2 separate regions of the Homo sapiens genome follow, and region 2 is linked to region 1. A link is an interaction called in ENCODE POLR2A ChIA-PET data of the cell type or tissue named here. Cell type or tissue: PC-9. All regions are shown on one strand. Links, peaks and the distances in the headings refer to the core of each region. The heading gives the core; the rest is flanking DNA.

The links. ChIA-PET counts read pairs that join two places held together with the same protein. Peaks named below come from ENCODE experiments on the same cell type or tissue, not always from the same donor. Only the 100,000 strongest peaks of a DNase experiment are listed, where the experiment ranks them.
Region 2: POLR2A ChIA-PET joins it to region 1 with 12 read pairs; 2 of 35 experiments call an interaction of 5 or more read pairs at or near these places.

The regions. Positions count from the first base shown.
Region 1 is chr6:7,143,757-7,160,462 of GRCh38, forward strand. All of the region lies in intron 1 of RREB1 (ras responsive element binding protein 1), which reads left to right. Among named protein-coding and RNA genes, the nearest start is that of RREB1, 44 kb to the left of the region's middle. RefSeq lists enhancers at 1,763-2,433, 2,692-2,841, 12,691-13,357 and a silencer at 7,041-7,206. In PC-9, for the core only: no CTCF peak of the experiment used is centred there; a DNase peak (open chromatin) is centred at 4,875; H3K27ac peaks cover 1,061 bases.
Region 2 is chr6:6,986,567-7,003,272 of GRCh38, forward strand. LOC105374904 (a long non-coding RNA gene) reads left to right here and starts at 7,530. Exons shown (of 3, transcript XR_926432.1): 1 at 7,530-7,574; 2 at 8,484-8,587; 3 at 8,758-9,259. RefSeq lists an enhancer at 14,810-15,104. In PC-9, for the core only: no CTCF peak of the experiment used is centred there; DNase peaks (open chromatin) are centred at 7,515 and 11,135.

The DNA.
Region 1 (16,706 bases), core at 4,353-12,352:
ATTTGTTGTTTTGAGCACAACTGTTAGATACAACTGGCCTCTGCAGCCCACTCTGCCGGCGACCAGTGTGCATCACTGCAGCCTTTTTTTCTTTCTTTTTTTTTTTTTTTTTTTGCATAGGCCAAATTTTTGCTTTAAATACCACCATTTTGTCCACACTAGAATTTCTTTGACCCAACTTACATTTTTTCAAATGTAAGTTTCAGAAATAAGGTTTTAATTTGCTCAAACTGTTGGTCTAGGGATCCTGAATAAGTGCAAGTATTTTACTTTATTAAAGGGGGAATTGTTTTTGTGGCTTGGTTTTGCACACTTTTTTTTTTATATTCTCAAACATGTGACTTCCAAATTTTCCTTTAAATTGGGTTGAAGTTAGAAAGTTTTATTATTTCCTAAGTCATTATATTTTTTCTTTTTGAGCTTTATGCACAAATAATGTTTTCAGTTTAGAACTTAAGATCTTAAATGTTCTCATAACAAAAAATAAATATATGAGGTTATAGATATGTTAGCTTGATTTAACCATTTCACAATGTATACATGTATCAAAACCTCACCTGTACACTGTACATATACAATTTTAATTTGTCAACTATATTATAATGTGAAACTTAATTTTTAAAACTGAATTTAAGGGAAACTGTCAAAACCAAACTTTACAATGTGGTATTGAAGAGTATTTATAAGTAACTGTTTAATTTCTCATTCTTCTGCTCTTGAAACATGGTCTTATCCAAAGGTGATAGCATTAATGTTAGGATTTTCACTTCTGTTTTGTTTTTCTCACATAGACATTCTTTGGCCCTGTGTAATTATATAGGTGCTGTGTTCTCTGGTTGTATACATTGACATTATTCCTTTTTTTTTTTTCACAAATTATTTCTATTTCTTTGTATTTTAGTTAATGAAGTATATTTTAATCTTTTTCTACTGTGCTTTACATATTCAACAACTGGTTCAAATTGTCAGTTCTAACTGCTTTTAGGCCTTGCTTCTCCCAAGGAGATACATTTCTGTTAAGGCAGCAGTAAACATCTTACAGCAACCAACTCTATGTGCCTTGGTATCCTGGAGCTTCCAAAAATGAAACAGTCACTTGTTGAAAATGAAGAAGCTTTCTGTAGTTGAATTTTGAAGTAGATATATTTATTTGTTGTCCTTCAGCGAGGTTATGAAGGCCCTGGGTTACATCTGCATTTTTTATAAAATTGCGACATACAAACATAGTTAAGGGGGGAAAGTGTAATCTTTTGTGAGAGTCATGCTTTCTTCTTCGTCTCACCGTGTAGAGGGGAAGATCTGTCTTTTTATGATTAAAAAAGACACCCATTCTTTCCACTACCTGAAGAATCTTGAAGGTCCATGTGAAGACAAAGCAGCCATAAACAACAAGTTAGAGGGAAAACGAGCTTGTGTGTTAGTGCTTCCAAGAGCAGTTTTCTCAGCTCTGATCTGTTGTAATTTTCAGAGCAGGTTTACATGTGTGGTCGCATGTTTTGGTGGTTGGTTTTGACCTGGACCTTTCAACTGAGCAAAGTCTCCTTGGACTTTTCTCCTTTTCCCATAGTTTCTTGCTGGCTTCTACCTGTGATTAGTATGTGTGTTGCTTAAAATGGCAACTGAAACATCACCAGGAATTTTCACCAGGTAGAAACTGCTTTTCCTGTATCAAAACAACCAGTACAGCTTAGCTGATGCTTCTGTTGCTAAGCAGGTAAATTTCTGGTCTTCAGGCTGCCCTTATTAACCCTGTAAATGCCTAATGTCAACCGAAGAAGAAGAAGAAAAGAACTTGATGCTTCCTTCTCACCTTAGTGCTTTGTTCAAGTGCGTGAAAACTGGACCTAGCTCAGCCTAATTTCCATGTATCTATTTTAGAGGACCTAACCTCGATTAACCTATTTTGCAGGGTCAGGAGGAGAATTGGGAGATGGAGAGGGCCTGTGAGGTTGGTAGTTTCCAGTGAAATGTCAGCCCCAGTAGCTGATAGTGGAAGTCTTATACTAGATGACCAAAATTATGGGTTTATTTCAGCCAGTAATGGGCCCCGTCTTTTTCTTTGGGACTTTTCTCTGCCTGTAGCTGCCCCTATGCCTGTGGGGAGAAGAAGAGGGAAGAAAGGGGTTGCTGTTTGCATCTATTTGCCAGAAAGGAGTTAACAGAACATACCGCAGAACAGGTTGGGCAAGACTGTTAAAGCCAGTGCCTTCCTCTCTCTTTCTCTCTCTCTCTTTCCCTACCCCCTACGCCACCTCTCCGTATCCCTCTCCTTCCTGCTCTGCGCACCGTCTCCCCACCGCCCCCCAGGACTTTAATACATCTTCAGACTATACTCCCCCCACCAACACACACACACAGATACACACACACACTTCAGTATCTGGCTTTCCTTCTAGGCAGAACATGGATGTGAATAAAACACTTTGTGGAGCCTGTTGTGTGAGAAGCAGGCAGCGGCTGTGGGCCTCAGCCTTGCCATCTGTTTCTAGAGCAGTCTGTGGCCCGCTTACCATGCCCTCTGTCATGTAACATAGGCCCCATTCAGCAGCAGCATTCTTGAATGTGCATTTATGTCTCTGTGGGACCGGGGGTAGATGGCCTGAGAGGGGGAAAGCAGGAGATGGGAGGGGAGGAGGCGAGGTGGGGACGGAGAAGGAAGTGTGTGCACACGCAGACAGCCTGGGAGGGCAGTGAGGTGGAGTCACTGCAACTCGGTGCCAGCAAGTCAGGAGACATTACTGCTGGAAGTATCCACAGTTAGCTCTGACTTAGGGGACGTCTTGTGGCCATAAATGTGGAGGAACCGAGCTCTTTAAAAGCCAGTTTGGGTCTGATATAAGTTCTGCTTCGTGTTTGTGTCCATTCACTCCGTAAACATACCATATATAGTCATGTTTGAGCTCACTATAACACACATTGCAAGGGAGCCGCTCATAGTGCACACATCCTTTGGCTGTTAGAAGCAGACTCACATAGGCTATTTCTGGTGTGTCGTGGCTTTCTTCTTTCTTTTTTTTTTTTTGGTGGGGAGGAGGTGGTGGGGGAGGGAGAGGAAAAGGAGCTCTTTTTCCTTCCATCTTCACACTGGTTGGAAGATGTTTCTGATTCTAGTTTGTCTGGCACTCTGAAAGCTAAGGAACTGTATTGTCATGGCAGAAGAAACAATTCTCTGTGTGCATCTGTTTTAGAATGAAACCGTACTTTTCTTAGTATCTTAACATCACATGCATTTTGTAGTTTATGGTCTCCAGTCTCCAGCTGTTTTTGGAGCACCTTCTAACTTTGAGAGGGTGAGCTCTAGCCTGTAAAATGGACTGTGGGTGGCTCGTGGAGAAGGTGCCCTGGTGTGCTTTTCTGTGTCCTCTCTGGATTCTCCCTGAGCTGTCCACCTCTGAAGCCTGCTTCACCTTCAGACTGCCAGGGCAAGACATGCAGCTTCTGCAGAACTCATGGCAGCCGTTTTCCACTTGGCCGAGCTGGGTCTGTGAAGCAGAGAGGAATCAGTAATAGGAAAGAAATGTAGTTGTTTTTTTCCCCCTTAGAATACCTACCATACTGCATTTCAGCTTGGAGTGCGCAGCATGAGGCATTTGTGGTTCAGAAAAGAGGTCTTCCTTTTTCCTCCTCCTGTTTTCTTTTCCTTCCTTCTCCCCAACTCCCCAAAGGCTTACTGCCTTTCTTCTCAGGCCACGTGTGTAGATAACCTTTGAGGAAAAGATGGTTTCCGTGCTGGGATATTTGGATATTACCTAAAGGGACAAGATGAGCCCTTTCTTTGCCTTGTTTTCTTTCTCTGGCCTCATCAGAGTGAATTATATCTGACTGTGTGACAGTTAATTGTACCATCCATCCCGTGTCCTAAGCTGATAAGCCCCTCTCTGTCTGCCTCCATCAAGCTTCTTTGTTTGAGAAGTTCCTAATGCAGTAGGAGAACAAAGTGACAGTTTTCTTATTTACTGAAGTCTCTAAAGCACATTCATAATGCTCTTCATTGTATCTTTCTTATAACTTCATTCCTTCAACTTAGGTAATTAAATTGTTCCATAGTACCAGTGATTGATAAGTTAAAACTTCCTCAGAAACATCAGTGAGTTCAGGAAAAAAAAAAAAAAGTTTGTGTTTTAAGCTGCGTGTATTCATTCCAAACTATTATTGGCTTGGTAGACAGTATTCACAGTAAGACACTGGACACTGCTGGATTGCCAATTACCATTGTGGATATAGCAGTTGATTAGCTAGCTGACTCAAAAGTAGTATATTGCTTATGTAGAGGTCGCTTATTTGGCATTCTTCGGTCCAGAATATTCAGCCGATGTGCTTGCGAGTGAGTGAGAGCCAGCAGGGTATACGTGGGGGGAGAGGTATGTAAAATAAAGTTTTCAAAGCCACAAAGGTGTTAGGAAGTCCTGGTACTAACACTCCTACCTTGATTCCCATTGATCCTTTAGGCCTGCACTTCAGCACTATTTATTCTTACTGTAGATACAGCCCTGGCCACCTTGTCTCACATTTTCCAGTCTACATTTCTGAGGCCAATGTTGGGGATGGAAAAAAGCCATCAGAAGGAGACACATTGACAACAAGCAGAAAAGATGTTAGGGGATGAGACAAGAATTCAAACGGCATGGCGGATTCCCATTGGGGGAATTTCACAGACTGGACAGAGGAGCCCTCTGTGTTATTTCTTAAAACTGCCTGTGTATCCACAATTATCTCAGGAAAATTTTCAATTGAGAAAAACAAGCATGGCCAACAGAGCCATGTGGTACAGTGGCAAAAGTAAAGTGGGGGGGGGTGGGTATGTCACTAGTTTCCAGAGGCAGCCTAGTGTAAGTTGTTCATCGTGATGATCCTGAGTCACCCCCACAAAAGGCTGAATTAATCATACATTGATTCACCATGCTATGCTTAAGGAAACAGGGAAGTTTGAAAGATACTTTAGAATGATTGACACCCAGGAGTTTTATATGGAAAATTAATTTCTGAATACTTTCCTTCCCCCTCAGTGATGTGCAGCTGCTTCATGAGTTAACATGACGTGTTAGAATAAACCTTTCAGTATAGTCAGACATATACTAAAATATTATATATTTTGCCCAGATTTGTAGAAAAAAAGTTATTCATTAACAGATTCAGATGATGTCCAAATACCATACCAGGTTGTCTGTATTCCCTTTATTTTTTGAGACAGAGTCTTGCTCTGTTGCCCAGAATGGAGTGCAATGGCATGATTTCGGCTCACTGCAACCTCTGCCTCCCAGGTTCAAGCAATTCTCCTGTCTCAGCCTCCCGAGTAGCTGGGACTAGAGGCGCGTGCTACCACACCCAGCTAATTTTTGTATTTTTAGTAGAGTCGGGGTTTCACCATATTGGTCAGGCTGGTCTCAAACTCCTGACCTCAGGTGATCTGCCCGCCTTGGCCTCCCAAAGTGCTGGAATTACAGTTGTGAGCCACCACGCCTGGCCATTTGTCTGTATTCCTAATGTGAATTGTGCATATTTATCACCAAAAGAATATATAAAATGTCATGGATTTTTAAAAGCAAATGATACCAAAGATCCCTAGGTACCAGAGAAGTCATAGACATCCTGGAAAACATAGTCTCTGTAGAAAAGGAATACTGAACTTAAAGGAAGTCTCAAGTTAAATTTAAACCATCAAATGGTGAATTGGAAGGAAGGAGTGCCCTCAACTAAGACTTACTGTAAAAAACCATAGAATTTTAGAGCTGGAATGGACTTGAGAGGTGACTTGTTCTGTTTTTATGAGTTTGTCTTCATTTTACCCAGTGTTCTTCCACAATTCATGTCTGTGCCCAGAATTGAACAACTCACCTGGAATAGTGTCCACATGGCTTTTTGGCCATGAGGAATAATCCTAACTTGGAAAATAATAGGTATTTACTCAGCAGAAATTATTAGGTTTTGGGTTTTGTTTGTTTTTTGTTGAGACAGAGTTTCGCTCTGGTCGCCTAGGCTGGAGTCCAGTGGCGCAATCTCGGCTCACTGCAACCTGGCGCCTCCCAGGTTCAAGCGATTCTCCTGCCTCAGCCTCCTGAGTAGCTGGGATTACAGGTGTGCACCACCACGCCTGGCTAATTTTTGTATTTTTAGTAGAGACGGGGTTTCACCATGTTGGCCAGGCTGGTCTCAAACTCCTGACCTCAGGTGATCCACACACCTCGGCCTCCCAAAGTGCTGGGATTATAGGCGTGGGCCACTGCGCCTGGCCTGGTTGGTTTTTTTTTTTTTTTATTCTTTTTTCAAGGTTATTTGCTAATTTTATTCTTCTCAGTAGTTCCATTTTATAGGTAGAGAACACTTCAGCACTCCATGGTGCTATACCAGACTCTTTCTTGGCCTTGTTATATATTAATGGACATTTTCATGGAAATCCCAGGGTTGAAAACTCCCCAGAGTTGCTAATACCTGCTACTGGTTCTCAAGTGGTTTGATATTATATACATAAGTGTGGAGCATTGCTGGACCCAGGTTTTAATAATCAGATTAATAGATACATTTGAAACATTGTCATATTAGCTTTTAATACTACTGAATTTAAGTCTTCTGTGCACTTAGGTTTGCTGTAACGCATGGTTAACATATATAGGTTGGTATAAATTTTTCTGTTCCTGATTCAGATAGGGTTTTTGTGTGTTTTGGGTTTTTTCTCCATAAGAGAAATTGTTCCCTTTGAAATTTTAATTAGTTTTGAAATTAAACTATAGTTGTGCATATGCATGGCAGCTATACCTCCTGATTGCTATGCTGAAGGTAGAAAGTATTCTCTTGTTGTATAGACATTGGTCATACTGTCAGGCAAGGGAAATGCCACTAATTTCTGTTTCTTGAATTGCATACCAGAAATAGGAATTCGTTGTCTGACTGTTAGATGCTCAGGGCAGATGGAAAAGTAAGAAAAACCAGGACTTCCCAGGAAGCAAGTGGCAGATCTGTGTGCTGACTGTTTCAGGGTGGGGATGGCACAGAGGGGGCTTGCAGGAGAGATGTGGCCGAGGGTGGAAGAGCTTGTCTTCGGTGCCTTGTGATAAGCGACCTGCAGCCTGTTGCAATGGCGACTGCATTTGAGATGGTGTGCTTGTAACATCCGCCGGGTAGGCGGAGCCTCAAGGACACATGTTGAGAGGTTGGGGTGGTGGAGCCAGGAGGTGCAGTGAGCGAAGCATCCAGGCGTGGATTTGAACAGCTGCTGGCCGCCCGGAGATCAGCCTCCATGCATCAGTCATAGGCACAGAGAACTCATCCGTGCGGCTGGAGGCTGAACATGGAGAAGGAGGGAAGGGAGCTGCTTTTTCAGTTAATACTCTTGATGCTTCCAGAGCAGTTTAAAGATACTGCGGAAATTTGTTGGGTGGTTCATTGTTTGTTTTAAAAGCTTTGCCCCCTTCACGTAATCCTATCTTTTATTTAATATAAATGCAATCAGTCTGCTTTAAACACTGACTAAAATTGCTTTTACTAGATATTGTATTATGTATAAGGGGGGAGCTGAGGCCCAAAGAGAAGAATTTGATCAATTGATTTAAGGTTGTTGGAGGATTGAAATGTTACTTGATTGCTGGTCTTATCCAGGATTTCAAGATTTCAAGGAAAAGTGGACAATGCCTGCTTTTATCTAAGGGATTTCAGCAGTCATATGATCTACAAACCAGCCCCCAGGAGCAGCAGGCCCTGGCAACCTCTGTGCTATGGAGTCCACGCAGAACAGGGACTTCAAAGTGCTTGGGGTGTGCTGGCTTGGGAGTCATTTCGCTGAGAACTGGTTTTGGTCATGGCCTTAACATCTGCATAGATGTTGCACATTGCAGGCACATGACACTTGAATGGGCTGAGATTTAGGTGCAAGTTGGTAGAGCTTAAAGGGGAGGTAACATTAGTGAGGCCAATGGGCAGCAGCCCCACTGCTGAGCACACACTGCAGTTCCCTGCAGGGTCAGGGAGAAGGTGGCCTTGCCAGGTTGAGGCTAGGAGCAGAGATCATCTTGTTAAGTTCTCACAAATCAATTACTGACACGGGAACAGTGTGTAAAAGTCTGAAACCACAAATCTTTTTGGACATTTTGGCTGTATAAAGCATATCATTTATAAGCTCCCAGGAATTTACTTATAGTTTGAGTGTCTCTTGTGATGAACAGGACTATGGGGGAGAAATAAACCAAGCAAGTGAAATCACAGAAACTATGTGAAATCACTTTTAGATGGCTTTCGTTTTCAAAACGTTGGATATTCTCACTATATTTCCCTTGTAGGTACATACACAAGGACATTGATTTGAGGATGCATTATGAGTTTTAGAAAATCACCTTGCTAAATAATAGGGAGTTCTGGGGCTTTATGGGAGAGTGATAGTAAGATGTGATGCTGAGTTTTTTAGCTGTGTGTATAAGTCCACTTGGTATCTAATTGCACATTATTCCTGTTGTTTCCAGTATCCTAAGGGAACCTCTCTCAGTGTTAGCTCCTTATGAAAAGTACAGAAATAATCCTGTTTTAGGGTGTACATGATGACTTTCTTGGTCTCTCTAATTTCTTATAAGTGGTGTATTACATGATTTTAAAAATAGACCTTCACTAATGTTAGATCTTTAGGTTTTCATTATTGTTAATTGACTTTTTTTATGTCTCCTGAAAGACAGAAATGAAGAAAATAATCCACTCACCAAAAAACCCAACAGTTGCTGAATAGCTATGAAACATATGAAAGAAATTCAGCCTTTAGCATTGGGGCCTTTTTATTATTCTCAAGTTTGATTTTACAGCTGAGCTATAAATGTGACCAAATGCATCACATGAGTGTTTACCTTTTTTTTCCTTTCCTTTTTGGCCACATGGAAGTACCTAAAGAGATGGAATGTGACACACCCAGAGAATGAGGCACTGGAGGGGCCTATGAACTTGAGAAGGCCAGGAGCAGCAGGGTCCCTTCATCTCAGTGCTTAGCTTTGCCAGTGCTAAGTGGGAAGCAGAAGTCACTGAGCTCCTTAGCAAGTGAGTTTTTAAAATGTGTGTGTGTACACAAAGGAGTTGTTCCAGTGCTCTCTGTAGAAAGTGCTAGAGAGAATTCTAGCAGGAAATTCCACCACCTTTGAGATTAGTTGTCAATCCCACTAAAAGATAGCCCTCCAAAGAAGTGCTGCTTTGCTCTGCAGACCTGAAAGGTCCTATGCGATTCTCTTACATACTTCTTAGTTCCCTCTCCCCAATTCTTTTAATTTTGTGTATTTCATGAATTTTGTAGTCTTAAGTTGTTAATTGAGGTGTTCTGGATTGTAATGTGTTTTGGTGTGTGTGTGTGACAGTGAAGGAGGTATTAATCTTTGTGAGAGGGTTTTTTTTTTTTTTTTTTTTTGAGGAAAATATTTTTAATGTTTCATTCCACAGTCTGGTAAGTTGTATACTGTTGACAGCTCATTACCTACATGTTAAACTGCAAAATGTTCCTAGATTAGTAGAACTATTATTTTTTTTTAAAAAAAGTAGCTTTGTGGTTAAATTCTGATGCCCTTAAAGAGATCACTTTCTCCTGTTTTGGCAAAACAAGTTATCAGTCCACACGTGATTACATAAATAAAATTGAAACCCTTTACTCTTGCTCCTCCCTACTCAATTAAAGTCAAGGGATTCCAGTAGTGGTATACACACACACACACACACACACACACACACAAATCCTCCAATGTATTTACTTTTCACATTTTTAATACATTTTAGCGGACTGAGCTTTCTAAATTATTAGCAACTAGTACATAATCATGTTGCAGTAAATAATTTTTTTAGTTAGTGAGAAACAGACCGAAAATAGGAGGTTAAAAACAGTTCATCTGTTTTGGTGAATAGAAGTGAATGAGAGTAGGGTAGAAATTCTGGCTGATTTTATAAAATATCTCAGATCTGTTTGATAGGTTGGGCTTAAGACTGATGATGTGGGCATCCTCTTTATAATGAAGTCAGGCTAAGCGAAGCTATGTTGAAGTATCAAACAAAGCCTGAAATCCCAGTGGCTCAACCCATAAAGTGCCGTTGCTTGTTGGTGTAGAATCCTCTGCAGGTCTGGCAGCTCTCTAGTATAGCTCCCTTACAAGTGGTAACCCAGGGATCCAGGCTGCTCTTGTCTTATAGCTACTCTGTCATTACACATGCTTCCAGGTTGCCACCACAAGGAAAGAGCTAGTGGGTTACATACTGACTTTGAAAGGCTGCAGTCTGGAAGTGATGGCTGGTACTTGTGCTCACAGCTCATTGGCCAGGACTAGTCATGTGACCTGCCTGACCACAAAGGTATACGGTTGCCAGGAAATATGGAAGAATATGTGGATATTCTTTGAGCAGTGAGCATCTTTGCTTTATTCTCCTTTTCCATTTCATCTCCATAAGGTTCTCTATGCACATAAACTAGATGAAGCTTAGGCCTGAAGCCTAGAACATAATGACACTTTGGTTCTCAAAGTGTGGTCCCCAGACAAGCAGCATTAGCATCACCTGGGAACTTGTTAGAAACACAGATTCCTAGGCCCCACTCCAGCCCTGCTGAATCAGAAATGTGGAGGTGGGGCCCAGAAATCTGTTATCATAAGCTCTCCAGGTGCATACTAAAGTTTGAAAATGACTGCCCAGTGGGAGTACAATGTTTGTAGCACCTGTTGAACTCATCACTGGGGACGTGAAGGACTAATAGACACTTGCTAATGTGAACGTACAGTATGTGTGCTCAGGTGTGAGCATGTATATGATAATAAAAAGCACTGAGGGATGGTATCATGTGTGCCAGACAGGTTTTAGCACTTTATAGATTTGACTAATCTATTTCTCAGAACAGTCATATGATTTCAGTATTATTATTGTCTCCATCTCACAGATGAGGAAATTGCAGAACTGAGAGGTTCCCTAACTGTCTAAGGGTCAGGCCACTTACCACTGCTGGCAAGTGGTAGAGGCAGGATTTGCGATGTGGTTCCAGAGCCTACTCCTTAACTACCATGCAATTCCGCTTGTTCATCTTTGGGTGGTTACCCACCGGGCCTTAAGGTAGTCTTTTCATTTTTTCTTGAATGGAGACAGTCTGTCAGAGTTCGCAGGAAGTGTGGTGTGCTGGTGACAGTTCACATTCCAAGTTAAGCCCCCTTACCACGAGCTTCATTCGTTGGTGGTTTACGTGTGGGGGGTGCTGGTGACAGTGTTGGTCAATACTAGAGGGGCATGGCTAGGCAGCAGCTGCCCAGTCATTTAAAACTGAACAATAAATAGAACGGGGTTGTTAGGGGCGGAACGAAGGGGCCTAGTGGGAAGTGGTTTCTCAGAGGGAGATAGTTCAGTCGCACTAGAAGAATATTTTCTTCAGTTAACCTATGTGTAATTTTCAGGCTTATGAGAAGAAAGGCCCTGTTCTCATCACCCTCCCTTTTGATTCTTCTTTGGTCTTTTTCCATCATCCATCTGCCTGCCCTGAGATGCTCATCTGAGGCCTGATTCCATCAGGTGGTCTGAAGAAGGTTTCTATGAAGTCTTTATGAGCTGGACTTCAGTTTTGTTTTGTTTGTTTGTTTGTCTGAGACAGAGCTTTGCTCTGTTGCCCAGGCTGGAGTGCAGTGGCACGATCTTGGCTCACTGCAACTTCCGTCTCCCGGGTTTAAGCGATTCTCCTGCCTCACTCAGCCTCCCGAGTGGCTGGGATTATAGGCCTGTGCCACCACACCCAGCTAATTTTCATATTTTTGGTAGAGACAGGGTTTCACCCTGTTGGCCTGGCTAGTCTCGAACTCCTGACCTCAGGTGATTGGCCTGCCTCAGCCTCCCAAGGTGCTGGGATTACAGGCGTGAGCCACAGCATCCGGCCAGGACTTAAGTTTTAATAGAGAAAATGTGTTTTCCCTTCCAAGAAACCTGATAAAATAGTTTCCTCCCCTTGCACTTGGGAAATCCAGATAGAGTTAGATGTGATTTAATCTTTTGAATTTTGAACTGATTGAAAAGGATTTTCCAAGTGACATTAAGAACTTGCATCCTTTTAAATTTTTTAATTATTAACTGCATTTTCTTTCTTCCAGGTGGGTCTATTATTTGTTGTTGTTTAGGTGTCCTTTGCTGGCCCATGTATTCCCTTGGCTTCTTTGTCTTTTGTGTTCAGCAGACTAGAACTGAGACAGCTCCTTGGCAGCTCTGTCCTGGACAGTACCGGCTTTAACTCTAGGTAGAAGATAAAGATAGCATCACCCCTTTCGGGTTTCATGTTGGCTGGGAACAGCTGCTAAGCTTTGTATAACTCACAAAGTAACATTTCATTCCAGATTTGCTGAAATTTTTAGTTTTCTGCAAGCCAGGGCTTAACCACGGGGTTTTTTCTCATTCACACTTAAGAGTCTAGACTTTTCGTTTGAGAAGCAGTTGCTTGTCTTGGAGTTTAGTAATTGAAGGGAACAGAGGTGGGAGAGGGAGGAAATTATTTGCATAAGTTGTTTTAAAGCTCCGTCCACTTCCTTTCCCTTCATCACTTTAAATGGTTTAATTTGCTTAGGTACTTCAGCAGAGGTGTAGATAATTGAGGTAAATCTCGAGTCAAATCTAAACAAAAGAAAGAACTGACCTAAAAAAGAGCAACTGAACTCACACTAATTGAATCACAGATTTGCTCAGACCAATCTAACCTGTGAGGAAGGCCAGGGAACACTGTGCCCTTGATGTGCTTTTTGCCTCTTAAGAGGGAACACCAGCCAGTCCCTTGTGGCTCTCCCAGCCACCTTCCGCACTGAGCCACATCTGGGTTAGAGCTGCAAAATTCACCCTGAAAAAAATGTGAAAGCCATTTTGGGTTGGACATTTGTAAAACAAATTTTTTCTCCTTTTGGAGACCTGGTGCCCTTGGTATTTGTATATAGAATCCACTTGTTTATTCTTGAGGAGAGCAGCTATGTGTGTGAATTGGGCATCCGTTGGAAGAAACATAACAGGCTTGCCTGTAACAGCTGGAATATAGTTGCAGCCCTTTGAAATAAGACAATCTTAGTTTTCCTTCCTTCTCCTTAGCCAGCCATCCAGCGTAGGAAACAGGATGCTGTGTACGTACCCTGAGTAGGAGGAGAGGGTTCCAGAGTGCCACTTGGCTGCTCCTGTGTACCCATTCTTGTTCAAGAGCACCTTGAGATCACATGGTCTTAAATGCCAAAGCTGACCAAGAGCTGCCCCTCTGTTCAGCTTCGTCGTCCCTGGCTGTTGGGGAGGACTTTGTCTGTCTGACTGCCGCTGGGCTGCCTTGCCCCAGCTCCCTGGGGTCCTTTGCTCCGTAATCCATCAGCTCTTCTTTTCTCTTCTTCTTACTCATAGTATAAGACCCGACTGCCCATTTTTTGGAGATGACTAATTAATTAGTAAAATATTTGGCTGGGCGCGGTGGCTCACGTCTGAAATCCCAGCACTTTGGGATGCAGAGGCAGGCAGATGGCTTGAGTTCAGGAAGTTGGAGACCAGCCTAGGCAACATGGTGAAACCCTGTCTCTACCAAAAATACAAAAACTTAGCCAGGTGTGGTGGGGCGTGCCTGTAGTCCCAGCCACTTAGGAGGCTGAGGCACAAGAATTGCTTGAACCCGGGAGGTGGAGGTTGTAGTGAGCCAAGATCGTGCAGCTGCACTCCAGCCTGGGCAACAGAGTAAGACTCCATCTCAAAAAAAAAAAAAATTGAGTGCCTACTGTGTGCACATGTACCCTGTGTGACCATGGGCCAGGCACAGTGGTTCATGCCTGTAATCCCAGCACTTTGAGAGGCTGAAGCAGGTGGATTGCTCGAGCCCAGGAGTTCGAGACCAGCCTGGGCAACATAGTGAGACTCCGTCTCTCCAAAAAAAAAATAAAGTTAGCATGGTGTGGTGGTGCGCACCTGTGGTCCCAGCATTTGAGAAGCTGAGGTCGGAGGGTTGCTTGATCCTGGAAAGTCAGGGCTGCAGTGAGCCATACTCCAACCTGGGTGACAGAGCAAGACTCTGTCTGTCTCTTTGGGAAAAAAAAAAAATCCAACTTACGAGTTCTCTTGTGCTCCCTCTCCACTGTTCCTCTTTGCTCTTTCATCCCTCCTGACTCCAGAAGAGGGCTCTACCACTCGCTGCTAATGCCTTCACATTTGTCTGGATTCCTGCCTCCTGGGGACCTCATCCTTGCCAGCCCCTGTTGCTGTGCCTGTGCCCTACCAGGGGTGTTTTCATGTTCTCATCAGTGACCCTGCTTAGCCCTGAATATCATCAGCCGGCTCATGCCTGACTTCTCTGTGGAGGGATTCATCCCACGTGCATTCTTCAGGGTATGAATCCCACAGGACCAAGACCTTCTGGATCCCTTTCCATTTCTTCACATTCAAGAATCTCTGCAAAAGAATGTAGCCTAACCCCCCTAACAATCTAAAACTTCTTCCCAAGCACCATTTAGTGCCCCAGGACACTTGCCTGTGGCCAGAGCGACTCTCTTCCTTTCTGCCCTTTCCATTGTCTACCCCACCTGCCTCCCCTTTGAAAGTTGTTCAGGTTTAACTTTCCCTCCCTATTCCCTTTGTTCCCGTTTGTAGGCAGGTCTCCCTCCCCTGCAATCCCATACCATGTTCAAACAGGTTTTCTTAAAACTCTTACATCACTTTTCTCAGCCTACACCCCCTACTGCCCCAGACCCAACCCCAACTCTCCCACCTCCTGTAATTTGCCCACTCCACACACACCCTCTGTAATGAGGCCCCTGCCCTTCAGCAGGACCTGGCTCCTGGGCTTCTTGTGGTACTTCCTGGGTATCAGCTCCCTCCAGCCTCCACCTCCATACCCTTCCTCTTACACTACCCCAGTCCACTAATCTCTGCTTTTTCTAGACCTAAAATTAGAATTGTATAGACAGCACTTAATTCTCTTACCTTCCCAAGCTTTCTTTTACCTCTTACCAAGTGGTAAGCTTATGGAGTTCCCCACCCCAACCTAGTAGTGGATCAGGAGTTACTAATTGAAGTAGCTGACATACATTTTTATCATCAAGAAATATTTGAGGGCCTAAAGTAGAGTATTTCACCCCCAAATCATTTGAAGGTAGATTGTGGGTCCCATTTGTTTATTTTTTTCAGACTCTTTTTTTTTTAAACCTTGATAGCTTAAAGGCCAGGAAAAAACTGATTAGTTTTCATCTTCAAAGGACACAGGATAAAAGAAGGACTGAGCCAGCTCACCCCTACCCTCCAAACACCTTTAAATCACAGTCACTTTTCCCACTCCCCTGGTTGTGACTTTTGAATTTTATAGTTGATATAATCCCTCCTTTTATAGCCGATTTATGCACTGCAATTTAAGTAAGCAGAAATGTTCAGTGCATAGGGGGACTCAGATTTAATGATTGTTGACTTAAATTTAAAAGGATCACTAAGGCCCCTGTACCTCTTACTTATTGCAAAACAAACATTCTCCGTAAGACCACCCTCTATTCTGTGACCCCTTTGAGGTTCCTAGGAATTGATAGGTTGTGGGCCATGTTTACACCCACAGGAGGACTTCTTTACAGAAAACCTCCCCAGCATCTTTGATGGCCTAGATGTGTTCACAGTCACACTGAGAAAGTTTTAACCTGATAGTCATCATTCAGAAACTAACTCGAATCCCAACATCATTCCTGGAATAACGGGACAGCCGCATAGATGGGGCTCACAAGGATGTCTCCCCTCTCGTTCCTTTCCAGAGGATGAGTTCTGTTTTAAAATTATAACTGTTTATTACAGGCACTGGGCGGATTGCTTTAGGAATTGATTTAACGAATGTTCACTGGGTTATTGCCTTGTGTCAATAATGTTTTGAGTGAAATATCAAAACGCTGATGAGATGGTTTATCTCATCTCATCTTTACAAGAAAAGGGAAGGTTAGAGGATTTGGTGTTGCCAGTGTTTTTACTTATTGTTGGTGGCCTGCCTGAAACTGATGGCAGTAGTAAGTAAGGAAAAAGCCTGCCAGTCTCCTTAACTCTCCAAAAGTAGGATTAAATCTGCTGAGGGTCAGACCACTGCCGTAGTTCTGTCCTTTCCTGGAAATCATAGATTCTTTTGAAAGGCTGATCAAATTTATGGACTATTTTCCTAAAGCTGAATACTGTCTGCATTTTACATGTGGTTTCAAGGGTATGACTCTTGCACTTGTCTACAGAACAAGGCTTATCAACCTAAGCATGTCATCTGTTCAGCTCAGCTGGCCCATAGTTGGCTTGCAGTACCTGTTATAGATTGAGAGAAACAATGCCTACTGTGTGCCAGGCACTGAGCTACAGACTAAAGATACATAAATTGGGGGAGGGAGGGCAGGGTGCAATTAAGGACTGAAATTTGATCACTTTCTTTTTTGCATTTTTTTTTTTTAAATGAGACAGGTTTTCCCTCTGCCACCCAGGCTACTTGAGTTCAGTGGTACAATTATAGCTCACTACCAAGCCCAGCAAATTAAAAAAAATTTTTAGACACAGGGGTCTTGCTATATTGCCCAAGCTGGTCTCAAACTCCTGGCGTCACGAATAGTTGGGTCTTTCTGGTATATTTTCAAAAATTATGTTAAGTTTTTTTAAAAAAAAATAGTGACATCAAATTATACTTAAAAAAGCACTGTATTCTCATGATACATACGTTGTTTCAGATTGCCTTTTCTAGACTTTATCCATAAGTATAGCATAGAATCTTAAATGTGCCAGCT
Region 2 (16,706 bases), core at 3,183-11,182, 160 kb before region 1:
ATGTATGTGGTGCTATAAATAACATGTTCTACCAGGAAACCTTGGCTGGTGCAGAAATGAGTGGTCCATTTACTGAAAGGGATTAGATAGATGTTGTACATCGAAAACTTGTTGATTTCATCCCTAGGATGCTTATTGAATCCCTGTGCAACTTAGGCCATTGTGATGAAAGGATTGAAGAAACCTTGTGTGCTTTAGTTAACTGGCAGATAAATACAGATCTTAAATGTATTTTCCTAAAAGTCTTGATTGATAAGCTGTAAGAGTTTATCCAAAGCATGTTAGGACTCCTGTGGCAGGCCAGTGGGGAAGCTAAACATGTTGGGATACGCCAAGGAAGGGTCAAAATCAATTGAACTGCAGTACTAGCACAAGCAAGGAAGATGACCAGAACTACAATATGCAGGGTCCTAAGAGAGGCAGCCTGGTTTGTCCTCAGTCCATAGAAATATTCAAGATGTGTACGGTGCAAGAGTCAACTCAAGGTGCTTCTGTTAATCTCTAGAGTCAAAAGTTCTGTGTATACACATAGCTAATTTATGAGGCTCAAGTCAATCCAAAAACCAGTTGTCACAAAGGCCAGTTTATGAGATGAACATTTAACTGGTTTCCCAGTCCTCTGATGAGATAAACCAACCTAACCTCCTAAATATCATAATTTCATTAATAAAATGAAATGTGGAATCTTTAATAGACAATATCTTTATCCTAGGAGTCACTCTATTGTCTCTCATCTCTGGGAAGTTATTAGGACAAATATTTTAGGCAGTTGGAAACTTTGAGGCCCTTCAAATGACACTGCAAAGGCATCAACCTGGCTTATGTGTGCAAAAACCAAGCCTGGGCAGATAGATCCATAGTGGATATATGCCTTGCATTTTCAATATCCTTCCACGTTAGGGCACTTCCAAATCTATGAGCCCCACTTTCCCAAGGTGGAAGCCAGCCTCCTTCCTCTGCAACTACGGCAAAAACATGCGTTTTAACCTCAACCAATCAGATACACCTGCATGCCTTATTTTTCCAGTTGTGTTACAAAAAGTTCCAAACAGGAATAATATAGAGAGAGAAATGTGGAGACGATGGAGGCAGGGGCACAGTTTGTTAATCTCTCTGAATTCCCACAAACAAACGAAACAGATAAAGCAACTAGAAAGCAAAACCAAGTTACCATGGACAATTACAACAAAATTAGGTCACAACATTTTCCCCACAGACCCCAAAATACAAGCTCATGAGGATACAGCACCAGTAGTCACATAAGCTGCATCGTCTCTGTGGGAGGAAGCAGAGCAACACAAAAGGGTGTTCCAGTGGGTCTGAAAATTGGAGAACCTGAAAGTAGCCATGGTATTTAACAGAGAGCTCAGTGAGGCCATCTGCGAACAGCAGCTGAACTGGAAGGGCTTTCGCCGAGTAGGTGAGTATAAGAGGCTTTCAGTAAGGATCAATGGGTCTGCAGAAATCCAGCTCCTGTGAATTCTAGAAACCAGCAAGTCAGGCTCCCTTTCAGAACAGAACCCCCCCACTGAGACACTTCTGGGAGTGGAATTTTTTTTAAAAAGGTAGGCAGGGACAGAGGAAAGAGTCCAGTTAAAAGTGAGAAAGAAGAGAGTCAGGAAATCTTGAGAAACGAAACTAACATATTTTTAATTGCTGCATGAAAATAGCCGAAAGGCCGGGCGCGGTGGCCCATGCCTGTAATCCCAGCACTTTGGGAGGCCAAGGAGGGCAGATCACAAGGTTGGGAGTTCAAAACCAGCCTGGCCAACACGGCAAAACACTGTCTCTACTAAAAATACAAAAATTAGTCGGGCGCAGTGGTGGATGCCTGTAATCTCAGCTACTCGGGAGGCTGAGGCAGGAGAATTGCCTGAACCCGGAGGTGAGGTTGAAGTGAGCCGAGATCGTGCCACTGTACTCCAGCCTGGGCAACAAAGCGAGACTCCTCAGGAAAAAAAAAAAAAAAAGAAAAGAGCCAAAGATAAAATTTCTTTTAATTAATTTTTTTTCTCTAGAGACTGGGTCTCACTGTGTCACCCAGGCTAGAGTGAAGTGGTACAATTATAGCTCATTGCAACCTCAGACTCCTGGGCTCAAGAGATCCTCTCATATCGGCCTCCCAGAGTGCTGGGATTGCAGGCATGAGCCACTGCTCCCAGTCTAATTTGTTTTTTTTAATTGAGGCAGAGTCTCACTGCATTGCCCAGGCTGGTCTTGAACTCCTGGGCCTTAATCCTTCCACCTTAGCCTCCAGAGTACCTGGGATTACAGGTGCCTGCCACCATGCTCGGCAGGAGATAAAATTAGAAAGAGTACTCTTAACCATGCCTCCTTCTAAAAGGTCAAGAGACTTAATTTTATTTATTTATTTATTTATTTTCTTTTTTTTTTTTCTTTGAGACAGAGTCCCACTCTGTTGCCCAGGCTGGAGTGCAGTGGCACAATCTCAGCTCACTGCAACCTCCACCTCCCAGGTTCAAGCGATTCTCCTGCCTCAGCCTCCCGAGTAGCTGGGATTACAGGTGCCCGCCACCTCACCCGGCTAATATTTGTATTTTTAGTAGAGTTGGGTTTCACCATGTTGGCCAGTCTGGCCTCGAACTCCTGGCCTCCCAAAATGCTGGGATTACAGGCGTGAGCCACCGAACCTAGCCTTAATTTTAAAAGTAAGCAGAAAAAAAAGATCAAATCCCATCCGAAGTTATTATAAGAAAAAAAAGAATAAGAAGCTGAAAAACATCTATATAGATAATGAAAATCTACTAAAAGACATGCCCAAAGAAAATATCAAAAATATCACTTTCTAGTTGAAAAAAAAAACTGAAATACATTTTTAAAGGCTATAAGACATAAAAGAACAACATAAATTAAAACTAGGAAAAACTTAGAAATGAGGTGATACAACTCGGTAAGTTAATTGTATATCAAAGATAACATCATTTCAAAAATGAAGAAAAACTAGAATGAATAAATACAGTCAATAATGCCTTAAAGGAAATAGGAAATAAAAAGACATTTTAAAAATCAAAATAAGGCTGAGTGCAGTGGCTCATGCCTGTAATCCCAGCATTTGGGGAGACCAAAATGAGAGGATCACTGCAGTCCAGGGGTTTGAGACCAGCCTGGGCAACATGGGGAAACCCCATCTCTACAAAATAATTTAAAAATTAGCCAGACATGGTAGCATGTGCCTGTGGTCCCAACTGCATGAGGAGGCTAGGGCAGGAGGATCACTTGAGCCCAGGAGGTTGGCTGCAATGAGACGTGTTCATGCCACTGCACTCCAGCCTGGGTGACAGAGCAAGCCCTATCTCACACAAACACACACACACACACAAAGTCAAAGATAAAGAAAAATAAATAGGATATGAGGCCAGGCGTGGTGGCTCACGCCTGTAATCCCAGCACTTTGGGAGGCCGAGGTGGGCAGATCACCTGAGGTTGGGAGTTCGAGACCAGCCTAACCAACGTGGAGAAACCCCGTCTCTACTAAAAATACAAAAATTAGCCAGGTGTGGTGGCACACGCCTGTAGTCCCAGTTACTTGGGAAGCTGAAGCAGGAGAATCGCTTGAACCCAGGAGGTGGAGGCTGCAGTGAGCCAAGATCACACCACTACACTCCTGCCTGGGTGACAAAGTGAGACTCCGTCTCAAAAAATAAAATAAATAAATAAATAAATAAATAAATAAATAAATAAATAAATAAAGGGGACAGAGTACAGCATGCAGTGACTACATGCTCAGGCAAAATTGATGTAGTATGACTATGGGGAAAATAGGGAGACCACGTGAAGAAATAATATTTAACTGCTCACAGTAATTCTACTCATGGTGGTAGCATTCATATTGGTAGTCTGAGACTATTGTGTGCTCACTACAAGATAAAGTAAATGAGTAATTAACTATAGGATGTTCTAATTATATAATCTCCTGTATATATATAATTTTTTTTTTTTGAGACAAAGTCTTGCTCTGTCACCCAGGCTGGAGTGCAGTGGCTCAGTCTTGGCTTACTGCAACCTCTGCCTTGTGGGTTCAAGCAATCCTCCTGCCTCAGCCTCCCAAGTAGCTGGGATACAAGCATGCACCATGCCCAGCTAATTTTTATATCTTTGGTAGAGACAGGGTTTCACCATTTTTACCAGGCTGGTCTCAAATGCCTGACCTCATTCAGTGATCTGCCTTCCTTGGCCTCCCAAAGTGCTGAGGTTACAGCGGTGATCCACTGCCCCCAGCCCCCATGTATTTTTGAGGACCAAGATTTTCAGTACAAAAGAAAAGATGCATAGATTTAACACAGAAAAGGCAAAAGTTAAACACCTAATCTAGATCTGAATTGGAAATACCAGTATAAATGCATGTGTTGTTTAATCTTTTACCTTAAAATAGATATAATTGTGTATATATGCACACATATACACATGTACGTATACACATATACAGATCCATCAGCCTGAAACTTCTTGTCATACCAGATAGTGAGGAAACCATTAAAGACCACCAAGAGCTGGGTGCAGTGGCTAATGCCTGTAATCCCAGCAGTGTGGGAGGCCCAGGCAAGAGGATTGCTTCAGCCCAGGAGTTCAACATCAGCTTGAGCAACATGGTAAGACACCATCTCTACAAAAAAATTAAAAATTAGGTGGGCAGATCACCTGAGGTCAGGAGTTCGAGACCAACCTGGTCAACAAGCTGAAACTCCATCTCTGCTAAAAAATGCAAAAATTAGCTGGAAATGGTGGTGTGCTCATGTAGTCCCAGCTACTGGAGAGGCTGAGGCATGAGAATTGCTTGAACCTGGGAGGCAGAGGTTGCAGTGAGCAGAGATCGCACCACTGTACTCCAGCCAGGGCGACAGAGTGAGACCCTGTCTCAAAACAAACAAAAAAATTAGCTGGGCATGGTGACACACGCCTGTAGTCCCAGCTACTTGGGAGGCTGAGGTGGGAAGATCCCTTGAGATCAGGAGGTCAAGGATGCAGTAAGCTCTGACCATGCCACTGCACTCCAACCTGGGGACAGAGCAAGACCCTGTCTCTAAAAAATATTTTTTAAATAAAAATAATTCTTAAAAATAAAGACCACAGGCCAAGCACGGTGGCTCACGCGTGTAATCCCAGCACTTTGGGAAGCTGAGGCAAGCAGACCATGAGGTCAAGAGATCAAGACCATCCTGGCTGAGATGGTGAAACCCCATCTCTACTAAAAATACAAAAAATTAGCTGGGCGTGGTGGCACGGGCCTGTAGTCCCAGCTACTTGGGAGGCTGAGGCAAGAGGATCACTTGAACCCAGAGGCAGAGGTTGCAGTGAGCCAAAATCGCGCCACTTTACTCCAGCCTGGCAACAGAGTGAGACTCCATCTCAAAAAACAAACAAACAAAAAATAAAGACCACAAAAGTCATGTCAAAAGAACTCAAGAACCAAATTAAAGTGGTTTCCACTAGAAAAAGATAGAACAATTTGAGCCTCAAAAATGAACTACAACTGGGGCTGGGCACGGTGGCTCACACCTGTAATTCCAGCACTTTGGGAGGCGAAGGCAGGTGGATCACTTGAGGTCAGGAGTTCGAGACCAGCCTGGCCAACATGGCAAAACGCTGTCTCTACTAAAAATATAAGAAAAGTAGCCGGGCATGGTGGTGCTTGCCTGTAATCCCAGCTACTTGGGAGGCCGAGGCAGGAGAATCACTTGAACCTAGGAGGAGGAAGTTGTAGTGAGCCGAGATCATGCCACTATACTCCAGCCTGGGTGACAGAGCAAGACTCTTGTCTCAAAAAAAGAAAAAAAAAAAAAAAAAAGGAAAGAAAGAAAGAAAAAAGAACTACAATTGACTGAAGCTCAAATATGTTTTAATGCATGAAGTCATATTGATTTTCTTTTTTAAAAAAATGAATTGGCCACCTTTAAAGGATGATAGGGTGCTAGAGAACCAATTTTCATGAATTTAAGAACTAATAAAGGGAAAGAACCAAACATTTATCTTGCCTTTCTATTATAGCCTGACCAACCTGTAATTAAAAATAGCTAAGGGGAAGAGTGTCCTTATTAAACTATTCCAATTTCCAAAAAAAAAAAAATTTAAATAGGCTGGGCACAGTGGCTCATGCCTGTAATCTCAGCACTTTGGAAGGCTGAGGCAGAAGGATTGCTTGAGCTCAGGAGTTTGAGACCAACCTGAGCCACATAGCAAGACCTCATCTCTACTAAAAAAAAAATTTTAATTAGCCAGGCATGGTGGCACTCACCTGTAGTTTCAGCTACTCAGAAGGCTGAGGTGGAAAGATCTCTTGAGCCCAAAATATTGAGGCTACAGTAAGCTATGATTGCACCACTGTGCTCTAGCATGGGTGACAGCAAGACCCTGTCTCTAAAAAAAATAAAATAAAATAAAATAAAAAGGTTTTGTTTTAAAAGAAATGGCACAATTACAATATCACCATTTTGTAACTTCCAAGGAATTAATGGGTCTAGGCAATGATTATCCATAGCTGCTATCATCAAAAAAATAAAGTCCACCAGATATTAGTGCCTTCTGATAAAAGAATGTCACAGGTGATGCTGCGTATGTCATAATGGATCACATTATGACACATGCTATATCAAATTTTCTCATTTTGGAGATGCTAAATTTGATCACTTGGTTAAGGTGGTGAATGCATGTGATTTTGACCTGGAGAAGATTATTTTTAAAAATAAAAGAGCCGGGCGCAGTGGCTCACGCCTGTAATCCCAGCACTTTGGGAGGCCGAGGCGGGCAGATCACAAGGTCAGGAGATTGAGACCATCCTGGCTAACACGGTAAAACCCCGTCTCTACTAAAAATTAAAAAAAATCAGCCGGGTGTGGTGGCACACACCTGTAGTCCCAGCTACTCAGGAGGGCGAGATAGGAGAATCACTTGAACCCGGGAGGCGGAGGTTGCAGTGAGGCGAGATTGTGCCAAGGCACTCCAGCTCGGGCGACAGAGCGAGAGTCAATCTCAAAAAAAATAATAAAAAAAATAATAAAAGAGATGTTTTTTCAAAAACAGAGGAAGTCACCCAGGATCCATTCTGGCAAGGTGGCAGAGCACAAGGAAGGGAGATGTCTACCTTTCAAGGGTAACTTGGCAGAGGTTCTCACAGCAATGCCTCACACCCAGTGTTGGCAGCAGTCAGTATTCTACTGGAACAATCTGGCAATGTGATCAATGTAGTTCAGCTATTGTTTTTAAGAACAAAGCTCTCCTGGAAATTTTCTGAGCTACTTAGTTGCTATTACTAGATTTTTTTTTTTCCTAGCATGGATTCTGTTGTTTGTAACTAAAAGACCTGACTGATACAGGATCCAAAAGATTGACAACTGTGTGTGTGTGTCTGTGTGTGTGTGTGTGTGTGTGTGTGCCCTCACATTCAAATTAATGAGTCTCCAAAATGCTATTGATTTCTCCAAATGCATTTTAAAAACCTAGGTTGAATGACAAGAAGTTATTTAACTTGATTGATGATTGCCTCAGAAAGCCTTGAGGAAGATAAACAGAAGCTTGGCTGTCCTGGAACTCTGTATTTCACAACTGTTGGAGTGCATGTACAGTAATCTTTGATTTTATATAAGCCTGACAAGAGAGTGAGCATGACAAGCCTTTCTCAGAAAATTCTTAAAGAATCATTTGTTCTCAGCTGGGCATGGTGGCTAACGCCTGTAATCCCAACACTTTGGGAGGCCAAGGTGGGGGTATTGCTTGAGGCCAGGAGTTCAAGACAAGCTTGGGCAACATAGTGAGACCCCATCTCTAGAAAAAAAGTTAAAAACTTAGCTGGGCACGGTGCTTCATGCCTGCAGTCCCAGCTACCTGGGAGCCTGAGGTGGAAGGATCACTTGAACTCAGGAGTTAGAGGCTGCAGTGACCTATGATCAAACCACTGCACTCCCACCTGGGTGATAGGGCAAGACTCTGTCTCAAAAAAATGAATTTATTTATTATTATTATTATTATTATTTAATTAGAAAAAAATAGAGATGGGATCTCGCCATCTTGCCCATGCTGGTCTTGAACTCCTGGACTCAAGGGATCCTCCCCCTCGGCCTCCCAAAGTGCTGGGATTATAGGCATGAGCCACCATGCCCAGTCAAAAAAAAATGTTTAATTAAAAAAAAAGAATTGTTTGTTCTGGAAGCAATTAAGTCTAAAAGCCCACTCAGTGTTACTGTTGATTCCATATTTGCATGTCTCTTCTGTACCACACTTTCTGGTAGTCTCTACAGGTTATTTTGCATATATTATATTGTGGTAAACTGTAACAGTGTTCCAAAATATTCACTGCCTCTGCCAGGAGAGAATTCTATTTTCTCTTCCCAGTCCTGTCAGGCTTGGCCATGTGACTTGCTTTGGCCCACGAAAGGTGAGGAGAAGTAACGCAGGTCACCCTGGGCTCTAACAGCCGGTGTGGGCTCTGCCAAGCTCTCTCTGTCCTCAGCTTCTCTCTGGTGTTCCAGATACAACCTTTCAGTCAGCATGAGTCCCAAGGGAAGATGACTTGGAGCGGAGCCTCAGCGCATCCACAATGGTCGTAGGGCATCAATATATGAGGGATAACGTGGTAAGACACTGAGCTGGGGAACCCCGTGCAACCTACTCTATCCTGCCTAATACGGTATTCATTGCTTATGATTGATAATAGCTACTATTTCATCAGCACTGTTTGTAAACCAAGCACTTGTGTTCTTACAACATTATTATGAAGTAGATATTCATTTCTCCACTTTACAGGTGAGGAAACAAGACCTGTAGAGATTAAGGAACTTTAGACCTGAGTTTAACCAGCTTTGAGACCTGGGCCTGAGTCTGTCTAAGGCTGAGGCTCTTGCCTCATGTTGGAAAACCAGCTACATTGGAAAACCTCCTGCATATCCTCCACAGCATTTGTGATCTCTTCCCTGAGCTCACAGAAGCACCCAGCAAATGCTTACAAATGACTAACTGAAGGGCAATGACTTGAGCACAGCTGCTGAATATGTGAATGAAGAAATGACTACAGCCAGTTCCTGACTTGCAACAGTTCCACTTACGATTTTTTTTCCTTTACAATGGTGCAAAAGCAGTAGGTATTCTCTACACATCTCAGCATATGGGGATATGTCTGATATCCCCATCCTAAATTGAAAATACCATAAGTCAAAGGTTCAATATTTTCGCCGGCCACACTGGCTCACGCCTGTAACCCCAGCACTTCGGGAGGCTGAGGCAGGTCACTTGAGCTTAGGAGTTTAAGACCAGTTTGGACAACATAGTGAAACCCTGTCTCTACAAAAAAAGATAAAACTTAGCCAGGTATGGTGGTGCATGCCTATAGTGCCAGCTATTCAGGAGGCTGAGGTGGGAGTATCACTTGAGCCTGGGAGGTGGAGGCTGCAGTGAGCCAAGATCATGCCACTGCACTCCAGCCTGGGCAACAGAGCCAGACCCTGTCTCAGAAAACAACAAAACAAAAGGTACAATATTTTCAACTTAGGATGAGCTTATCCAGACATAACCTCATCGTAAGTAGAGGAGTGTCTGTATTTGTTGAAAACTGCATTAGGTAAAACTGTCTAGAATCTCTCATGTAATACAAAAAAGATACAGACCATATCTTCAAAAACTAGATAATAAAGAGGTGAAATGGACCAAATATAATATTTAGAAGTGGTGTTGGAAGAAGGCCACACATTGGCCAGAGGACTAGACCAGGAATCCAGGGTCTGCATTCTAGTTCCTCCTACAGCTGTGTGCTGTTGGTAATCATTTTAACCTCTCTGAGCCTGTTCCATCACACAAAAAGATACTAATAAAACCAGTTCTAGGTGTCGAATGAAATAATATATGTGCTATGTTATGAATGTGTTTCCCAAAATTCATACGTGGGAAACTTAATCCCCAATGCAGCAGTGTTGGGAGGTGGAGCCTCTGAAGAGATCTTCAGGTCACAAGGGCTCTGCCCTCATGAATGAATTAGTTCCCTTTCAAAATGGGCTTTCAGTAGTGGGTTCATTCCTTCCTGCTCTTCTGCTATGTGAGGACACAGGTCCCTCTCCTCCAGAGGACACAGCAAGTGCCATCTTGGCAGCAGAGAGCAGCCCTTGCCAGATGCTGGAGCCTTGATCTTGGACTTCCCAGCCTCCAGAACTGAGAAATAAATGTCTCTTCTTTATAAATTACTGAGTCTCAGGCATTCTGTTATAGCCGCACAAAATGGACTACGACAACATGTAAGTCACTTTAAATTCTACAGTGGGTTGAAATGTCCCAGCATGGGGCCTGTCTGAACAGGAAAGTGGGTAAGTTCAGAAGAGGACTAGAAAGATGCTTCATCCAAGGGCTATAACCCTTTGTGGCGGGGCACTTGAAGAACATAGACTTTTTGAGTTACTGAAGTGTCTCTTTTATAGAATATATAATGCATATTGATTTTTTTTATTTTGTTGAAACTTCTTGATTTAAGAAGCATGCCACAAATTGCTATAAAGTTATAAAAGAGTAAGAAATTACTAAATTGGAGGCATCTCCTGTACAATCTAAAATTCAGGACCCCTTGTGAGAGGTCACTTGCTCCCTGTCGCCATGGAGGGGCATGGGATCTGTGCGTAAACATAAAATCTCTATGCACACATGTGTACACTTGCAATTAAGCCAAAGAATCTGCAGAGTATGTTTAAACCAGTGTAACACACCTCTCAGTCATCTTCACCCCAAAACGCTTTACAATGGAAATGGACTTTGTGCTCTGGGTTACTGAATTCTAGTCTTGGAAATATCCTCAAGCACGTGGAAAAGGAACTCGCACTTACTGAGTGCCCTCTGCGTGTCACAGACTTTACATAGGTTATCTCTAATGCTTATAGCAACCCTTCCAGATCTGAAGTTTAAGAGGCTTATATAACCTGCTCAAGGTCACACAGTTAGCAGGTGACAAAAGATAGATAACAAAAGCTACTGAAATCCTAGTTTATCTGACCCCAAAGCCTAGGTGCTTCCTCCTAGACCAGGGGGTTGGCAAATTACAGCCCATGGGCTAAGTCCTGCCCACCACCTTTGTTTTTGTACCACCTGTGAGTCAAAAACATTCTTTACATTTTTAAACAGTTGAGAAAAAGAAGAAGAATTTGTGGTGCGTTAAAACAATATGAAATTCAGATTTCAGTGTCCACATGTAAAGTTTTGTTGGAATGCGGCCCTGTCTATTTATTTACCTATCGTGTGTGGCTACTCTTGCACCACGATGACAGAGCTGATTGGCTGCAACAAAAACCATATGGCTGGCAAAGTCTAAAGTGTTTGCTTCCCTGGACCTTTTAATTTTTTTTCTTTAAGTAGAAATGGGATCTCACTATATTACCCAGGCTGGCCCCAAACCCCTGGTCTCAAGTGATCCTCTTGCCTCGGCCTCCTAAAGTACTGGGATTACAGGTGTGAGCCACTGCACCTGGCCTGCTTCCCTGGACCTTTACAGAAAAACTGTGCCTCCCCCTGCTCTAGAGCCTGTAGCCCTGTAGGTGATCCTTTTACGGATGAGAAAACAGAAGTCCACAGAGATTTAATAACCGTGTCCCAAGTTAAACAATCTTGGGAGAGATGCAGGTCTGACAGATGAGAAATCCTAAATCATAAATGTGCTGAGTTTCAAAGAAGCTCATAGATGGGTCAGCAAACCTGGCTGACCGCGATGGAGAGAGTGAGTGAGTGGAGTGGAGCAGAGCAGCCCAGAAGCTGCAGAGGTCATAGCAGAAATTCGGGCTCTGGTGGAGAATGATGCAATCAATTTGGGAATCTGAAATGACAAAGAGACAGAATATCCTGCCAGGAAGACACTGTCATCTGCAGCGTGGAGGCCGGATTAAAGGAGAGCACTCAAGACTCACTTGCCAGGGCAGAGTAAATCACTCTCAGAACTTGATCTTTCACTCAGTGAAACAAATAAAAGAAAATGGTAATAAACAAAAATCGTGGTACTATTGCAATTAATTTGTTCATAACATATTAAGAGAACGTTTATAAAATATGATTGTTTTTGTAAAAGAAATTGCATATGTATTTGTGTGTGTGTATCCATAGGAAAAAGCAAAGATAGATTTACATCAGCTTTCCAATGGTAGCTACTTCTACAGAGAGAGAGAAAAGAGAGGAGGGAAGCTCTCGTGTTCTATTTTATACAAAATTATATCATTTGAATTTTTATCTTGAGAACATAATATTTGCAAAAACTTAAAAACAAAATAAGTGATCTGTTATCTGTAAAATAAATAGACTGTAAAAGATTGTTTAGTGTCAGTGTGGAAGTCACTAGGAGGTAGCCCCCAAAAGCCATTAGGCTGGTAAAAATCTAAGCAAAGCCTGTAAACCAGTTCATTGCAAGATCTGTAAACTAATTAGCTGTATGATGCCAATACCAATTTCCTGGTTTTGATCAGCATATAATACTACATAAGATGTCACCATTGCAGAAGCTGAGTGATGAGTGCATGGGACCTCTTAACACTGTTTTTGCAACCTTTTGCTTTTTAGAAGTTTAAAATTGAAAATTGAAAATTGAAAAAGAGCCGAGCATGGTGGCTCACGCGTGTAATCCCAGCACTTTGGGAGGCTGAGGTGGGCAGATCAGTTGATGTCAGGAGATCGAGATCAGCCTGGCCAACACGGCAAAACCCCATGTCTACTAAAAATACAGAAATTAGCCAGGCATGGTGGTGTGTGCCTGTAATCCCAGCTGCTAGGGAGCCTGATACATGAGAATCACTTGAACCTGGGACACAGAGGTTGCAGTGAGCCAAGATCGTGCCACTGCACTCCAGCCTGGGCAACAGAGTGAGACTCTGTTTCAAAAAAAAAGAAAAAGAAAATTTTAAAAGCGGCTGAGCATAGTGGCTCATGCTTGTAATCCCAGCACCTTGTGAGGCTCAGGTGGAAGGATCACTTAAGCCTAGGAGGTCGAGGCTACATTGAGCCCTGATCTCGCCATGGCATCCTAGCCTGGGTGACAGAGTATAACCCATCTCAAAAAAAAATAAAAAAAAGAAAGTTTTAAAAGAAAACTACTAGGTGGAACTACATGAAGTTGTAATATTGGACTGTTTTTGACCCACAAATATGGCAATTTCATATAGTTAACTCTACAGTTAATCTAGGGAAAGGTGTAGCTGAATTAACTGTATTTGAACCTGTCTGAAAGAGCTTTGGCAACAGATGGAGGCCGTCTGCATGGGGTATGGCAGCTTCAATTCAGCAAGCCTCCTGAGGACTTCATGGTTTCGAGGGGCAGCTGTGGTCCTGGGGTTCAGCTCCCTCTATTCTGACTCCCCCCTCACTAAGCAGCACTGGTGCTGGGAACATGGGTTCCCCAGTCCCTGGGAAGATACGCAGCTCTTGACATGCAGGCTGATGATCCTTCCCTGAAAAGTTTTGTTAGCAAAAGCTGCGCAGCTGGAAGAGTTCTGGGTGAGTGGACAACATTATGCTTCAGGTCCTAGAAAGCTGAGGATAACCCTTAAGAGTGTGGTGGTCACAAGCCAGCACCACCCCTCGGGGTAGCCAGGCTCTCTCTGACGTGGCTTCTGCATGGTCAGCACTGACCAAAGACACAAACAAAGGGTGGACCTCAAAAGACCCAAAGGAGAAGTAGGATGCCTCAGCAGCTGCTCCACAGAAGCAGCCACCGTGGTGCCGTGGCAGCCCTTTGGACAGGGCTCCCAAATGTGCGGAATACTTAGGCTGAAGGAAAAGAGCACATTCTGGCCAGGCGCGGTGGCTCACGCTTGTAATCCCAACACTTTGGGAGGCCGAGGCGGGCAGATCACCTGAGGTCGGGAGTTTGAGACCAGCCTGACCAACATGGAGAAACCCCATCTCTACTAAAAATACAAAAATTAGGTGGGCGTGGTGGCACATGCCTGTAATCCCAGCTATTTGGGAGACTGAGGCAGGAGAATCACTTGAACCCAGGAGGTGGAGGTTGGGGTGAGCTGAGATTGTGCCATTGCACTCCAGCCTGGGCAACAAGAGAGAAACTCTGTGAAAAAAGGAAGGGAGGGAAGGAGGAAGGGAGGAAGGGAGGGAGGGAGGGAGGGAGGGAAAGGAGCACAGTCTCTGTTATAGGCAGAGTTTGACACAAATTTCCCAGGCCATAGAAACTCTGGGACTGGACTGAGGAATAAATGACCCTAGGTTATTCTCCTCGACAGCAGGACACCAATAAAATCGCTGAGAAAATTTGTCAAATACATTGTTTCAGAAAGAGTATTTGCATTTTCAGTGTCAAAAAAAAGAAAGTAAACTAAAACTAAACTTAATTTTAAGTCTTAAAATTAAATGGAGTATTTATTTTTTCCTTAACGTCTTTTGCCTGTTACCAGTACTAAAAAGAAATATTTTAGAAAGGTGTTAAACATTTGGGTGAGAGAATAGCTGAAGAAAGCAATACCATGGGCAACCACTGAAGTGCTCTCGGAGAAGAGCATGGAATGAGAAGAGTGCATTACTTTGCTAGTGCATTGCAAATGTCAGACTGCATTACAAATTCATAGACTGGGGGGCTTAACAGAAGTTTATCAACTCAAAGTTCTAGAGACTGTAAGTCCAAAATAAAGGTGTTAGCAGAGTTGCTTCTACTAAAAGGAAAACTTCAGACACATTAAATTTAGCAGAGTTTACATGACCAAAGAATGATTCATGAATAGGGCAGCCATCTGAAAAAGAAGAGGTTCAGAGAACCCCACCTAGCCTTGTGAACAGAGAGCTTTTATAGGCCAAAGATGGGGAGGCAAAGTAGACAAATCACCTGATTGGCTATAACTAGGCATTTGCCTTATGGGATATTACTGGTGTCCTTATAATAAGGGAAATTTGGACACAGAACACACACAGGGAGAATGCATGGTGTGATTTGTTGGCTGCTGCTGATTGGCTGAAACCTATTTGTTACAAAAATGTACTATTAAGTTAGGTTGTGGCTTGTTGTGTGGGAACTCTTAGAGACAGCCTCAGGCCAACAGCCTCCTGCTTATTGAATTCAACACTTCTTTTCAAAGGCTGTGGGGGAGAACCTGTTCCATCACTTTTTCTCAGCTTCTGGTGGTTTGCCAGCAATCTTTGGTGTCCTATGACTTGTGGAAGCATCCTCTCAATCTCTGTGTTTATCTTTTTATTTTATTTATTTTTATTTTTATTATTTTTATTTTTAGAGACGGGGTCTCACCATGTTGCCCAGGCTGGTCTTGAACTCCTGGGCTCAGGCAATCCTCCCATCTCAGCCTCCCAAAGTGCTGGGATTACAGGTATGAGCCACCACGCCCAGCCTATTTTTTTTTTTTTTTTTTTTTTTTGAGACAGGGTCTCAACTCTGTCTCCCAGGCTGGTGTGCAGTGATGCTATCATAGCTCAATGAAGCCTTGACCTCGCAGGCTCAAGCCATCCTTCCACCTCAGCCTCCCAAGTGGCTGGGACTACAAGTGCATGTCACTATGCCCAGCTGATTTTTTTTCTTTTTTTTTGGTAGAGACAGGGTTTTGCCATGGTGCCCAGGCCGGACTCCAACTCCTGTGCTCAAGATCTTCCTACACCTCAGCCTCCCAGAGTGTTGGGATCACAGGCGTGAGCCACTGCGCTTGGCCTTTGCCTTCATCTTCACATGGCATTCTCCCTGTGTGTGTTCTGTGTCCAAATTTCCCTTTTATAAGGACACCAGTCATATCCCATTAGGCACTTACTCTACTCTAGTGTGACCTCATTTAAACTAATTACGCCTGCAGTGACCCTATTTCCAAGGTCACCTTCTGAGGTACTGGAGATTAGGACTTCCAGGTAGGAAGTTGGGGGGCACAAAAACAAGGGGCAATGGTCATCATTCACACTGAAGTTTCCCAAACTCCTTCTTTTCTATTCACTCTTTTCGTGGTTGTGACACCCAGTGACACCTCTTTCATTACGTAGGAAATGCATTACAAGAAGACTCTGAAGCAGCAGAATAGCTGCCAAAGGGGTGTAAAAAATCTGATGGGGAATCACTGAAATGAAATGATATCAGGTCAAAATCTGATGGAGAATCACTGAAATGAAATGACATTGGCCATAGGAGGTGTCCTGGCCTGGGCATCAGAACACGTGGGCGGTAGTCCAGGCTCTGACTCTACTCCACCGGGGAAATCTGAGCACGTCACTGTGCTTGCTGAGCTGCAGTACCCTGCCCCATAGGATGGAAGGGCTAGACAACCCCCACTTCGCGAATGAGCCAGCCGCGGCTCACAGAGGATAAGCGACCAAATCCACTCGCTGGCTGAGTTGGAACCAGGACAAGAGCCCAGGTAGATCTCTTTTGGCCTGTTACTTTCCCCACTGTACCTACATCTCTCTGAGATTCCAAGTCCAATCTCGTGAGCCCTGAGAGTCTAAGCCAGGCCTTTTCAAGGCTAACTACAGGCTTAACATGTAACCTTCCCTCAAAACCTCTGACCCACCTCAAGATCGGTAAGTCACCCCATAATCTTTTTAAAAGGCCTGGTGGCTGGACAGCCTATAATTTCCTTGATTAGCATCACCCAACCCCACAGAGATCAGAACTGCTCTGGGCGGGACAATTCCTGGTATTGAGTAGACTCTGGGTTTGCTGGTCTCGGTAGATGGTTTTCCACGGCCAGCGCTCACAGAGGGCTGTTCTGGAGGCCCATGCCGAGGCCAAGTTTGGATAGCAT